2 separate regions of the Homo sapiens genome follow, and region 2 is linked to region 1. The links are chromatin loops, found by intact Hi-C in ENCODE. Cell type or tissue: heart right ventricle. All regions are shown on one strand.

What was found. Hi-C counts contacts between places; a loop is a spot of excess contacts. Peaks named below come from ENCODE experiments on the same cell type or tissue, not always from the same donor. Only the 100,000 strongest peaks of a DNase experiment are listed, where the experiment ranks them.
Region 2: it touches region 1 in a loop (2.4-fold over the local background); 2 of 110 quality-filtered maps call a loop at or near these places.

Annotation. Positions count from the first base shown.
Region 1 is chr12:90,511,836-90,519,835 of GRCh38, forward strand. No RefSeq gene overlaps it. Among named protein-coding and RNA genes, the nearest start is that of LINC02822, 78 kb to the right of the region's middle. In heart right ventricle, no CTCF peak of the experiment used is centred here; no DNase peak of the experiment used is centred here.
Region 2 is chr12:90,291,165-90,299,164 of GRCh38, forward strand. It overlaps LINC02392 (long intergenic non-protein coding RNA 2392), which reads left to right and starts at 2,154. Exons shown (of 3, transcript NR_135018.1): 1 at 2,154-2,396; 2 at 4,193-4,328. In heart right ventricle, no CTCF peak of the experiment used is centred here; no DNase peak of the experiment used is centred here; H3K27ac peaks cover 2,448 bases.

The DNA.
Region 1 (8,000 bases):
CATGGGATAAAGAATTAGCAACAAAAATTAAAGTAAATTATATTACAGATGTTAGTAGACAAGATGGGAAATTATTATATAATCTGCAAGATACATGAAATATTGTTATATGTTCCTTGCTAGTCTATTTACTAATGTATGTTTAACTTAATCTGTGCTAGAGTTTATTAGTCACTAATATGTATTTAGTGCAATCTATGCTAATGCTTATCACACTGTATTGTTAGTGATTGCTACTGCTCTCTGTTTTCTTTAAGGCTGTGTGATTGTTAAGTATGACTTTTTTGTCTTATTTTCACTATATTTCAATATATAAATTAAGAAATTAGAAAAATATCTTCCTATAGGAGTATCTTAATCTTCCTTGTCAATCAGGAAATATCCAAATTCAAAGTGAATATAATGTTCATACTACAGATAAGTTTTTTTGTTGTTGTTGTTCTTAATTTAGGGTTCTACACGAATCTACATGGCTGCTCAGGTTGGGCTTTTGTCTTTTCCTGAAACTCAGCTGTTAGTGCATATAAAAAATAGGGAAACTGTTTTAAATTTAGACAGAATTAGAGAAGTAAAATCAAGTTTTAATTAATATTGCTAATTGAAAGCAGGAAAGAGTGTAAATAATCTTTAAAAATTACAATTGGCTTGGGAATTTACACATCAGCCACACATATTGAGTTTTTTAAGGTTAAATTTGGTAGAGAGTGACAGGAAAATACAAATAATTGTGGCTTAAGTGAGAGAAAAGTTTAATTCTCTCTTACAACAAATGTGGAAGCAGATGGTCCAGAGAAATTTGGTTCAGTCCTCTGTGGTGTCAGGCACCTGGCTCTCTCTTTTGAGTCCTTTATGCATAGCCTTCATTCCTAAGTTTGTTTCATCTTCCAAGGTGGCCACTCTTGATGAAACCATTCATCTGCATTTTACCAAGTAGGAAGAAAACAAGAGAAGGATAAGAATGCTTTGTGTCCTTTTAAGAATGTCACCTAGCATCTGAAAACACAGTTCTCATAAGTCATTAGCAGACACTTAGTGTTACGGTCAAAACTTCATGCAAAGGAGCCTGGGAAATGCAGAATTTGTTCCAGATGGTCATTCATCCTGCTAAAATTCAAGGCTTCTATCACCATAGAAGAGGAGGAGGAAAAAATATTTTGAGGCAACTGGCAGTCTCTGCATATCTGCTATACCCACACTGACAACTTTGACTTTTCACTTCCCTTGTAATGAACTCACATCTAGCATACTCATATATAAGCTTTACTCTGGCCTGTCTACATATTGGACTCACACCTAATATACTCATGGTTGCAACTTGACTCCTGCATGCATCTATGATAGACTTTGACTCCATATCAGCAATATTATGTCTTATTCCTATGAAATTGGAACTGAGGGAAAATGTTTTTTCAGGGAGATTCGCGTTTCAGTAAAATCCAAATTTACTCTTCTTTTATAAGCAGAGTCACTGTGGACAAGTTATGCAGGTTGTGCACACAGACTATGGACAGTGGGGAACTAATATCTAAGTGGAAAGAGTATATTTTGATAATTAAAATGCTCAAAAAAGCCTATCTTTTACAACTTTTATTTTAATTCTCAAGTGAATGCCTTATTCTATTTCATACAGTTGCACTAAGTGTGCCTGTTGCATAGTTTTAGTTAGGTGTAATTACACAAATACATATTTTGAACTAGAATGATTTGCCAAAATATGGATCTGAGAACATTGATTCTTCAGAAATATTGAGAGGATCAGATAAGAAAATGTGTTTCGTAGTAAAAATGTAGGTCCAGTGATGTTAACACGTTTCTTTGCTATTGATGGGAGTTTCAAGAAGCTTTATTGTGCTAATTTGTGTTTGGAAATAAATGGATGAGATTCTTGTTTGCAGTGGTTGAGCAGGTATCCATTTTCTTGCAATGTATTTTATAGGACATTGTAGTATAACACTGATTTAATGCAGCGATTCTGAAACTTATCTAAAGAGAAAATATATTTCCCTCCTCACCACCATCTCTGAATTTATTTAATTCAGATTCTCCAGAATAAAGTTCTGGCAACCTGTGTTTTTAACTAGCTGCCTAGGCCACTCATAATTAGGCATTTTTTTTGAAACACCAATCTATACAAATGCTTTGTCCACTAGGAATCTACAACAAAATCACTTGAGGAGCTTTTTAAAATATACATTTATTCGATCCCCCTCGCATTTATGAATCAGAGGGAGGTATGGTCCCTCTATAGCCATTTCTTATGCTAACTCTCAATTAAGAACTATTGTTTCAGACCTAACTTTCTTATTCTTTGTATGTTACTATTTAGTTATACCTCAAGGTACTTCCATATGGAAGTTTTCTTTCTTGAGCCCATTTCTTATCATGTATCAAGCTCTCCCTGCCTTTTCTACTTCTCTCAAGGCAAAAAGAAATAGAACTCTTAGCAGTTCTTTATCTCAGGGCATAACTGATGGTAGAAAAAGGAAAGACTTTGAATTTTTGGAGCACAATCCAGCCAGCAGATAAAATATTTGCAAATAATGAAAAGCTGATTGCTTAAGTGTGAGACATTTTATAGCTCATATGCTTTCAAATGCATACAGTTGGCATGAACAGGGTGGCCGATTTTAAAAAAGAGTAACTGGATTAAGTAGATTCCCTTGTGTAAAATTCTGTCTGCTTGATCTGTTTTCCAGATGTTTCCGTGACAAATGTTTTCTTAATGTGAAGCCCAACCATAAAAAGCACCTGGCTAGTATACAGCTCTGCCAGACACAAATCATCCTTTTTTTTTTTTTTTAATACAAATACTTAAAGAGAGGAAGCCGAATTTATTTTAAACACAGCAGGGATCATCCTACTTCATCTTCATATGGAAATATGAAGTGACAAAATGTTTATTGAAACACCAATCTTAATATAAAGAGCTTCATCCATGTCTGCAAACAACACAATACTAGACTCTTTCTACAAGTCTGCAGAACAGTTTGGAAGCTATAATTGAAGCGTTTATTTTCAATTTTAATTTTTATGTACAGTCTCTGGCTAAGAACACAGGAGTAAGCGGCAATATAGTGTGGCAGTCAACAGCTGAGGTTTTTGAGCCAGACAATCTGGGTTCAAATCCTTCTCCACCACTTACCAGCTATATAGACTTGGGCAGTTCACTTAACCTTCTATTCTTTATTATCCTTATCTGTAAAATAGGAATTATAATAGTACTTACCTCAGAAGATTGTTCAAAAGATTAACAGTATTTATATAAATAAACACTTAAAATATTTTTTAGCCAATAGTAAATGCCCAATAATATTAGAGTTGATAAAGTGGATGTCTCTATTGGTTATTTTCGAGATTAAAAGAAAGAAAACTCCAGTGATTTTGAGACTGATATTTTGCTTTGTTAGGGGACTAAAATTTGGTTCACAGAGGCTTATTTGGATAAAAGCAGTAGCTAGTCATGGTAAATGATAAACTCCCATCCTCCTTAAATGTGCTACTTGATTCATAACTACTTACTCATTTCCTTAATTTACTGAGATATATTGGAGGGAAAAACAGCTACTATTTCTTATACAGTTTAGTTATGTAAGTCACCATAGAGATTAGGTGTTATAATGTCATTGGCCCAAGAAGGGAGAAAAATAAAAGGAGGAAACACATGGGGGAAACTAGAGGGTGAAAGAATAAAAGACACGAAGGAAGATCAATTAAAGAAGCAAGATAAAAATGTGCAGAGGTGTAGGTTGAGAAAGGGATATGCTATCAATTGAATATCCTTTGTGTCAGCTGTACAAGTGCCATGGATATTTCTCACAAAAATGTAATTGGAACTTTTCTTCCATTATCAGCTAGCAATTTAACAGGATATTTACTTTAAGAAGAAGGTCCCATATTTCAAATACTTTGCTCTTTTGCAACTCCAGATGAGCAAGTCATTCTAAAAGGCATTTAAGTAAACATTAATAGCTGGTGAAAGCTTTGTGGCATCTCAAAGATTTGGGCTAAAAGCTATCTTCCATCAAACAGGTCTCTTTGTTAGTTGCCATTCTTGTCAAATTAAAGGAAAGAGATGAGAAACATACATGGCTACACACTAAATTTCTCCCACCCACTTTTTCTTTTTCTTAAAGTCAACCTTTAGTTTCGTGGTGGTTATGAATTTATTGGTTTTACTTTCAATATGAAATAGACATGCATACTTCCTCTTAAAGCATTTTCTTCAAAAGAAAAAACCTTTCTGTTCAAAGTTTAAAAGCAAAAAAAGACATATAAAGATTTTTACAAGTGATTATTAATGTTTTGAAGTTAAAATATTCACATCAGCCCTTGATGAAGTTTAAACCGCAGGCAGCCTCCTAATAATATTGTGAAAGTGAGAAAGCTTATTCATATTTAGTTGGTATCAAACTCAGGGTTTCTGTAATGCATACTCCTCCTATTTTATTTTAAATTTCCTCAAGAAATATTAAAAATAGCAGATCTCAGGATAGTATCCCAAATAAGGCAAAATCCTAACTATAGCCCAAATCAAGCTGGTCCAACCCATGGCCTGTGGACCACATGTGGCCCAGGACAGTTTTGAATGTGGCCCAACCCAAATTCATAAACTTTCTTAAAACATTATGAAATTTTTTTGCAATTTTAAAAAACTCATCAGCTATTTTATGTGTGGCCCAAGACAATTATTCTTCTTCCAATGTGGCCCAGGGAAGCAAAAAGATTGGACACCCCTGCCCCAGAAGTATCCACTTTTCCATGGCACAGTCTCTGACTCTATCAAGATGCCTGGACATTCTGGAGAAAGGCATTCCAGCAGAGTTACAATGATTGACAATATAGTACAATTTCCATCAACACCCACATTGTACTTACTCATAGCAAAAACCTGGAAATAGTGAAACCTTTGAGAAGGAAGGAATTAAAATGGTTTGTGATGCTGCAACATTTACTTAGTCTAGATGTACTTTTCCCGTTTTCACCCAGTTGTTGATTACTTCAACTTTCCTAAATGATACAAATTTCTAAATCAAGGGAGGTTTTCTATCTTAAACTTGTTCATGTTCTTTTCTTTTATTTTCATCATTTGTGATTATTAATGGTATTGGTCATTTTATTAATAGATGATTTCAACAAATACATGATGTGCTTCCATGTGAACATTCCCCAGCAAACTCATGGTCATTAAAATAAACTGGCATCCTATTTTATTAATTTGGTCAGTTTGGGAATCTATGTATCAAGTTTTTGTGAAATAAGCTGAAAAAGGCATATTTCAAAATCCTATCCTTATCTTACTCTATACAGAGTATAATCCAAGGTTGTCTTCCTGACCATTTTGAGGAGCCTCCTAGGGAATAACAAAGTACCCTCCTCAAGAGACATGAATTTAGAGTTTTAGGTCCTATCATGTTGCTAGTAACAGCCAGAACCCCTCCTCCTCACAGTTAATAGAGATAAAGATTCTATAAAGCTGAAAAAGGGGCATGGAATAAAGGTCCTTTGTTATTACCATAATTATTATTAAAATTAAATATGTTATTTAAATATCGTGCCATATACTTGACTCCCTTTAGCTCCAATCCATGGATTCACTGGTACTTATGCTGCATGTAGTTAGCCCTTTTCTCCTGGGGTTGTAGTTTGTTTTCTTCACCTTCTCCTCTATGAAATTCTATTTCTTGAGGTATTCCATCTATCTGTCATAGCACCCATTGACTTTTGCCTGAGCTTCCTGTACCCACACGGGGTCGTCACTCTTCTCTCGTTTTGGATAAAACATCTCAGTGCATAGTGTAGTTTCTGGCTTCTTAGCCACAGAGGGGCAGAATGATGCAACCCAAAAGTTTAGGGCTTGTATCTTGACCAATGAGAAATGCAAGATCAGAGTTGGGAAGATCAATTTTTCTTCCTTACTTTATTTGGTGGACTAGTCTGAATGGCAGTACTTCTTTGCCTTCTGGAGAAGCTCCAGAAGCTGACAAGCCTGCTGAGAGATCTTTTCTGCCTATTCCCAGTTTGTCACAAAGCCACAGCTGGCATGGTGACATATCACATTGCTTTGCTTCGAATATTCCGTTTCACTTGTTTTTTCTTTCCTTACTTTCACCTGTCTGGGCTGGTACCTCCCAAATGTATTATCAACTTCATCTTTGTCTCTGCTTTCTAAAGGGGCCTATTAAGACACTCCTTTTAAGTCCAATTAAGACATTTCCTTTAGAAAAAAATTTTCTAAAGGAAATTTTTAATTCATTGCAGATAAGCTTAGCATTGGAATTATTAGTTTTCATTTAACTTGGGAGCTGCCACAACATTCAGTACTCAAGAGTCTGCTCATATCAACAGCAAGTACCCTATTCTCTTTCACATCTAACCTCTACATGGCCTCCCTTCAATATAACCTATTACCATTACATCTTTCTTCATCATTTGAATAATAGGCCCAGGTATAATTTTCCTGAGTGTGGCATCTCTTCTTGTGAGTGTAACAGAGTAAGAGCTCCTCATTGCAGACAAAGTTCCTTCTTCAGTAGCTTCATTTCCTGTCCTCTGACACACTTGAACCAGAGCCTAAGAGTTGTTTCTAGTCACTTTGCAGTTCAGCTCCTAAACAATCATTTGTTGGGTACAAATCATTTATTTCTGGATCATCAACATATTTTTTTCTAGCATTCAATGGGACATCTTTCACAAGATCTCTGGTTTGCACACATTGCTTTGAAGATCAATTTATTAAGAAATAAACTGTTGAAGATACAACAAACACATCTTTATTTAAAGATAAAAGGAGTAGTTGACAGAAAAATTTACAGACCTACTCTTAGTATGAAATACACGATACTTATTCAGTTTAGCAACAACATTATCATAATCAATACTTAACAAAAGTCCTACAGAAGTTAGTGATTCAGGTTGTCTGGAATGATGGGCTATTGTTTTCTAAAACCAATATCATCCTTTTAAAAGATTGCTAAAATTCTACAATCCTAGTTTCAAATTTCGAATGTCCATGCAAATAGATCTATTTTTGTGCATTTTGGTTCCATTAGTGGAAAATAAACTTGGCTTTTCTTTGTATGAATATCTTCCCTGAAAATTAGAGACTCAGTATTGACTATGTCAGAATCCTCTATGTTTAAGTTACTGTCACAAGTTCTTTTTAAATTTTTTTTCTGATACATTTATCACCATTTTTTGGAAGTAGCAGTTTTAAGTATTAAAATGTCTCTAAAGTGACATAACTGTATTAATCCCAAATTTGTTAGACTTGTGGCAAAAGTCTACGTGAATCTCAGGTGCTATTTTATTGTACACTTAGTGTATATCTTGCATTAAATGTTTGAAAAAAATAAAGAATGAGTAAATTAAAGACTGATGTACATTCTCATAAATTACGTCCAATTATCTTGGAAAATTATGGTAGTTCTGTCTCAAAATTTATCTTAGGTCTAACATTTTTCAATATCATTATCACCCTGAGCCAAGGCACCAATATCTTTTGCTGAAATTGAAAAAATAATAGCATTCTAACTAGTCTCTGTGCATTTGTTGTAACTCCACTATAGTCCAGTCTCAATACTGTAACCAGCATGATCCTTTGTTCAAAGTGGATCATATCACTCTTGCTCAAAATCCCCCAGTGGTTTCTTTCTATCTCACTTACAGTATAAGTCAGCATCCTTGAAACAGTCTAGAAGGCTATATGTGATCTGTCCCACATCACTTGATATCTTCATCTTTTACCATCCTCCCTCTCCACATACATACACCACAACTCATTCTATTTTTACCTTGATAGTCTGTTTACTGTTACTTGAATTTGTCAACCCTATTCTTATTAAAGGGTTTTAGGCTTGCTGTTTTTTCCCCTTACCTGGAATACCTGTGCTTTAGATAACCATATGACCTCCAGTCTCCCTTCCTTCAAGTCTCCACTCAAATGTCTTCTTAGCCACTCTGTATAAAATATAAAACCATCAACATCTAGTCTCTTCCCTGCT
Region 2 (8,000 bases), 220 kb before region 1:
AGAAGGGCACCAAGCCATTCATGAGGGATCTGCCCCCACAACCTAGACACCTCCCACCAGGCCTTACCTCCAACATTAGGGATCACATTTCAACGCGAGATTTGGAAGGCATGAACATCCAAAGTATGCTGCTATAACCAACAAGTTATTTTGTATTTATATGTGTGTTATGACTGTTTTTAATGGTCTTTGATAGAAAAAAAGTACCTGTTTTCTGAAGGCAATGAATGGTTATGAAATCAGCTATTAATATTCCTACAATAGCAAAGTGAGAGCACATTTCAGAGTCCCTGTAGTTGCACTCTTTGGTGCAGTTTCACAGCAGTAGAAAAGAATCTCAATGCTAGCCTGAATTTTTGGCCACAGCCCAGTTATTCTGGCACACATTGAAATCTCAAGACATCAAGAGAAACAAACTTTGGGACACTCAGTGGTACCATTTTTTAAAGCCAGATTCTTTTTCAGTGGGTTTTCACATTTCCTTATTCCAATCATTCCAATGATTGGACAAAAGAAAAATTGTTTTCTTATTTTGCACTTTATTAAGAGGAAAAAATTTCTTTTGTACTAAAAGCTTCTTTTTCCTGTAAACAGAATGATTAACTTGAGATTGTGCCAAATAATTTCTGAGTGTCTAGATAAGATTAAATGCCTTTATTTTGCTAAACTCATGTGTTGATATTTTCTCATTACTTTCTCTATTACTTAAGCCAAGAGGTTTTTATTAATCACTCACAAACTTGCATCTCTGCACTAAATTCTGGCAATACTTGGAATGCTTTGATGTCATATAGTATCTGAACAGAGCAATGTTCTTGATGGTATGTAGAATAATTGTAAAATAATTTTTATTTTTTCAAAAACAAAATTATCTTCAAAAGTGCCCACCTAGGGCACACTCTTTTTAACTTACATTCTGGCAAATAACTGATATTGACCATCCATTGCTCCTCAAAAGAAAAATGATTCCCTGTTAGACAGACTCTTAAGTTAAAAATACCTTTTAGGCATATACTTAAAGTCTCATTTCTTTTCCTATGTCCTCCACAATGTCTTTAATGTGCTTGATTTGGGTAATAACACCCAGCAGTCACGGAAGACAGAAACAGCCACCTTGATTACTCCCTCAGCATACTTATGCATGAACTGAGTCTTGATGCATGAACAAAAACACTTCAAGGTCATATTCCTTATCTCTCTAGGTTATTATTCTCTCTTAAGAGGAAACTACGATGCTTCCTCTCTTACCAGAATGATAATCGAGATATTAACACACGGCTTTGTCATAAATCCTAAACACAACTAAGTATAGATAAAGATCTACAACAGAGCAAAAATTCTCTAGCACTGGATACATACACAAACTATCCTAGGCAGTTTCTCCTAACAGCTGCTAAATTACTTCTATTAATTGCAGCTTCATAAAACTAAAGAAAAGAAAAGAAAAAGAAAGAAAACAACAAGGCTGTTTAATGGCATGCCTCTGTGTTACTACTTTTCTGTATGGTACACAGCAAAGCAATCAAACATTTGGACATTACAAATATCCTAGCAATCAATTTGATTTAAAATACTCTCCAAATGTAGATACTGCAAATGAAAAGACTCATTTCTTTTAGCCATTATTTCTAATGCTGCTAAAAAGATGCAGTTGGGGAAATGCTTATCAGAAGTACTAAATCAGCATTACAGATATATATCAAGGAACCAGATGAATCTACAATTGCAACCAATTTGTTTTTCAGACGAGGTTTTATTTTTTTTCAGACTTGATGGATGGCTGTTTTTTAAGAATAATATTTGTCTAGAATGGATTAACTCAGGAGAGTGATACAAATATACCCAAAAGAATGAAGAAGTGTAAGTGGAGAGTGGTATATATAAACTATATCCAGGAAGAAATGAAATAATCGAAAGGTCCATTTTATGCTTGACATTTAGAGAACAGCCCTCCAAATTTACATAGTGACAAGAATGCTGAACAAGGTCAGGACAATGGAAACTTCTTTGGCAGGATCTAGTTGTGATATCAATGGGGAAATGTCTTAAACCAGGTATCTCAACCTTAGTTCTATTGACATTCTGGGCTAGGTAATTCTTTGTTGTGAGAAACTGTTCTCTGTATTCTAGAATGCTTAGGAGCATTACTGACCTCTTCCAGTGCGATGCCAGTAGCACCCTCAACTGTGAAAATAAAAAATGTCTCCAGACATCGCCACTTGTTTCCTGAGGGCTAAATTACCAGTTGTTGTAAACTACTGTTTTACATACTTTTTGGTTTTTTAATCTCTAAAGAGAGGAGTTGTGAAAAGATGTGTCTTTTCCAGCTCTGATATTCTCTGACCTGTCCAGCTATGCTCACAAAATTGATGAGAAACTCTATCTGTTCTTATCAGGTAACACCAGAACTAGCCTTTTTATGTTCTCAACTTGCAGAAATTATAGCTAGTTTCCCCACACACAGTAAGGGAATTCCAACTGCATCTTGTGCCATATTTTGAGTTAAAATTTTACTTTGCTCGTTTTCATTCTTTATGCAGCATCTTCCGGATAGGGTGGTCAACTGTCTCAGTTACCTGAGACTTTCGTGGTTTTGGCATTGAAAGTCCTGTGTCCTGAAAAAGCCCTCGATCCTGAGGAAACAGATCACTTTCCTTCTATAACTATTTCCACATGGTTTTGCATGTGTGTAGATATGCGTATATACAAACATGTCATGAAGAATACTATAGTACTATTCTAATAGTGTTAGAATAGTATAGTAATAGAATAATATAGTACTCAGTTATCTTAATCTATTTTTTATTATTTTATTTTTAACATATTTTATGTTATCAAGTATTATTTAACTATATTATTTTAATGCATGATTATTATCTTATTCTATTAACGTACTACAGTTTATTGAATAATTTCCATATGATTAGACATTTATGCTCTTTCTAGTTTCTTTTAAAATAAAAAATCAATGCTCAATGAACATTCTAATAGTTACACATTTATGCATACCTTTTAAATATTTTTAAATTAAACATTTTAATTTTGAATAATTTAAAATATCCTACAGGATATAGATATATAACAACCCTGTATCTATTCTGTCATATTTAATTTACATTACAGAGTTAAAAAATAAATAGAAATGAAATTTAGCAAATTCAGCTGAAGTCTGTCCTCCCTACCTCCCCACGTGTACCCACTGTCCTTAAGAAAGTGTGTGCCATTCCCATCAATGACCCTGAACATTTGTCACATACTTAATTATCTACAAAAAGCAAAAACGATTCACCAGCATTGTACATTTCCTTTTGCATCTTGAGTTTTTGCCCAACATCATTTTTTAGAGATTTATCCATGTTGATAGATCTATATTATTAGCTATAACTGCTATATAATGTTCTGTTTCATGACTGAACTTTCATTTTTCCACTCATATTTAAAGACAATTACATTTTCAAATTATTTTGCTGTCACAAACAATGTTGCATTATTTGTATATGCACAAGTATATCTGTGTATATGCATCCTCATGTACAGCACAAAACTTCTGTAAGGTAAACAGATTTAGGAGGAAATGAGGATATGCATATCTTTAACTTCACTTCAGCTAGTTTTCTTCCTGAATGGTTATTCCAAATAACACTTTCGGAAGTAATGTACAAGAATTCTTGCTTCTCACTGCTTTCCTAAAACTTAATATTAGCAGACCTTATATTTTTTCCTTCTACTTCCTTTGAATATATAACCTATCCTTTGTGATTTTTCTTTTGGGGTTTATATTATTTATTTTTCTAACTTCTTCAGCAGATTCTTAGCTCATTAATTTTTAGTCCCTTTCTCATTTTATTATGCTCTTTTAAAAGTATGAATTTCTGATTAGTATTTTTGCTGGATATGACACATTATGATTTGTAGAGCTGTTATTAATCAGTTATAATTTTTTAGCAACTTTATTGAGGTAAAACTGACAATAAATGTCACATTTAAAAGTAGTCTTTTAATTTCAAATTTGTTTTATTTTAAACCATTTTTTATTTTTGATTTTTGTGGATATATAGTAGGTACGCAAATTTATTTATTTTTTTTTATAGTAAGACATTTAATTTTATTCCCTTTAATAAATGAGGAATGTGGTTTTATTCCTTCCATTGTCTGCTTCTAAAGTATAGATATAAACTTGTGTCTACTGCAGATGCAGATAAGAAACGTGGGAAGCCACAAGAAAGCCAAGTAGCCTGGGAAAAAGTGGTCATTGAGCCATGAGAAAAAATTAACATTTGATCCTGTTGGTGCCACCTGAAGGCAGAGATGGCTGAGGACCCCCGAGTGTAAGTCCAGAGAGCTCCCCTGCAGCCCCACCCTGACTTTCCAGGATGAGCCTTCTCTAGGAAGCCACTGCTCATTCGGAAAGTGAAGAACGCCTGTGTTTCCAACACCAACCCCAGCTCTGCTGACATCTCAGGATGGCAGGACCACGCGTGATGGAATACCAGGCAGGGGAGACTCAAATTTATAAGTTACATGAGATATTTTGAAACAGGCACACAATGCATAATCACATCAGGGTAAATGGGGTATCCATTATGTCAAGCATTTATCATTTCTTTGTGTTACAAACATTCCAGTTATATGTTTAGTTATTTTAAAATGCACAATAAGTTGTTGTTGACTGTGGTCACTCCATTGTGCTATCAAATAGTAGATCTTATCTTATTCATTCTATCTAACTATATTTTTGTATCCATTAACCAGCCCCACTTCTCACTTCTCCAGCTTCCATTCCCAGCCTCTGGTAACCATCATTCTACTATCTATCTCCAGGAATTCAATTGTTTTAATTTTTAGTCTCCACAAATCAGTGAGAACACGCAGTTTATCTTTCTGTGTCTCTCTTATTTCACTTAACATAATATCCTCCAGCTCCATCCATGTTGCTGCAAATGATAGAATCTCATCTTTTTTTCAATTGCTGAATAGTACTCCGAAACAGTGTGTATTTGGTAAGTGCTGATATATGTAAACACCACTGAAGTCTTCAGCAAAATCAGAATAATGAACATGTGTCAATCCCAAAAACTTCTATCTGTCTTCTTTGTATTTCATTTCTCCCATCCCTCTACCCCCATCCCCCATCCCCAGGCAAAACTAATCTGCTTCCTTTATTTACTATTGGTTAGTTTGCATTTTCTAGAATTTTGTATAAATAGACTCATATAGAATGTACTCTGTTTTGGTCTAGTTTCTTTAATTTAGCATAATTATTGTGAGATGCATCTATGTTGTTGCATACATCTTTTTTTTTTGCTGAGTAGTAATCTATTGTATAAATGTAACACCAATTTACTATTTCATTGATAGATATTTTAGTTGTTTCCAAGTTTAGTTTAGGTTATTACTTAAACATGAAATTATGAATGTTCATGTTTAAGTCATTGTGTGAAAACATGCTTTTATTATTTTTGAATATATACCTAGAAGTAAAATTGTTGGATCATATGGTTAGTATATGTTTACTTTTCTGGGATAATGTCAATGTCTTAGTATATATTCTAGATGTTGTTTTTTCTTGTTACTTTACTTTTTAATCAAAATAATCTGTCAATAACTTTAGAGAAGTAAAATTTTCTTCTAGAATTCCCCATAATTTTTGCTTTATATTTTACTATATTTTTCTGTATATATATTTGCTACATTTGCCAAAATATGTCTTGTATATTGAAGTCATGTTAGTTACCCACATGATCAGAGCATTAGCATTATGTTGTAATGCTTTGCCAATTTTTTTCTTTTATTTGTCCGTATGTCTGTTTTGCTTGATATTAATATAACCAACTTTCATTTACTTTATATATCATTTCCATTCTTTGACTTCAAAACTCTCTGACTTTATGTTTTTGCCTCTTGTAAAGGTATATATCTGGAACTTATTTATCAGAGCATCACTAAGAGCTTTTCTGTAAGAGTGATTGCCATTTATTTGTGAGTAATATATTGCTACTCTCTCATAGTTTTGAACAGTTTCTCTCTTAGCTCTTCCTATCTTTCTTATTCTCTGTCTTGCTTTCACTTTTGTTCCTGTTCTTTCTTTCTCTCTGTCTCTGTTTTCTGTTTCCTACTTTATTATAATATATTTACGTATAAATTCTGAATAATTCTCAATTATTGTCATCTTAAGCATTTATTTTTCTACAGTCTCTCTGTCATTTTCTTTTGCTCCTATTTAGATAAATGTTAGATATTTTTAACACATTTAAATATATCTCTTTTTTATGTCGTAATTTCTTCTGATAGAAATTGTGTGATATTTTCAACTATTTTTTCCATTTCAATTATCCCCTTTTCAGCTAAATATAGACTGCTGTTTACCTATCTCTATCAGCTATCTATGTCTACCTATTAATGTGTCTGTCTCTCTATAACATATGCATGTATATATTTCAATGGAACTGCATTTTTAAAATATATATTTTGTTCTTTTCTGAGATGTATTGTTTCGTTATGTCATGCTTTTTCCCTAAGGTTTCAATTTTTCTTTTACATTTTAATTAATTTTACATTTATTTTGTATCTTATTTGAGTGATCTTGATATTACAACATGTTCATGGGGTTATAAATCAGATGTGTCTTTTAACTCATAATAGATTCTTTCCTCATATGCTTTTAATTTTTGCTTTTAATTTTTTATTGTTAGCTCACACATTAGGAAGGCTTAATTTTTCCCTGCTGTCAGAAAACCTTGTAGTAGCTTGCACTGTGTTCTGCAAAAGAAGCCTCAGAATTATTAACAAATTTTATATTAATTTCTTCAATTGGTGGTACTGACATTACATAGGTAATGAAAATTTGAACCCTAAACCAATGTGAGATACAAAACTGGAACCTCTGAGGATTATTCTTTTTCCTTCTATAGCCCACAGTAATACAGATGAGCTTTCTTTCCACTTCCCTGTGCCGGTGGGGAGAATATTTGTCTAGTTTGCCCTTTCACTAAGGGTATAGCACTTTGGGGATTCTAGGTTTATGTTAGTCTCAGTTTCTCTTCCCTGTCTTGTATCCAAGATGCTGTATCGCACAGACAGAAAATCCTTATCCTTCCTGCCTACAGTAGCCTCACCATCAGCTCAAAATATTCTGCTTTCAATTACCTATTCACTTATGATACTTGACATTTTTCCTTCCTCACAAGCTGTCAGGCATTTAAAACAATTTCAACATTTTAAAGCATGAGAGATTTTACTTTTTTTTTTTGTCCATGGCATTTCTGGAATCTGAACTCTCCCTTAGTAATATCTTAGTAAAAGTTCTATAGGTAAAATTGCTGAGTCAAAGTATTCATCTATCTTTAATGCTTTTAACATAATTGTCAAAATTGTTTGCTACAAGAAGCATGCAAGGATAGGATCATGATGATGCCTCAGTCTACACAGATGACCTTTGCTTTGCTTCTCTGTCCCTTCTCTTTCATCCTTCTTCTACTCTGGTGCTACTTTATGACAGCCTGGAATCATTTGTTTCTGCATTTCTGGGGTGCTATGGAGCTCTTCAGTGCTGTATTGACTTGTCTGTCTTGTCACCTACCACCGCAAATTGTAATATGGTTTATTGCTACTTCCTCAGTATTGACTGAGGATAGTGTAAGTGTTGCTATTGCTTTGTGTTCCTACAGGGACAAAAGCCTTTTTCACAGGGACTCATGACTTGCTACCCTTTCAATTCACCTTCCTTCCCACTGTCTAAGAAATCTTTACTGATTTTCGAGTTAGAGAATGAAGGTGGTTAAGAGTCTAGCTGTTAAGTAAACTGCATTTTCCCATCTATTGTCTGGCCTGTGTACTAGAGTCCTCTCTGCTGCTCTTGGGAGAGTGGAATTTTAAAATTCCAAATTCAAGAAAGTATGGCATCTTTTTTTTTCCCCCTTGTTTTCAGTTCATGTGAGACAAATCAGTAGAATGTCTCAATGACTGAAGGGTCACAGAGTGAAAGAAGGCAGGGGAATAAA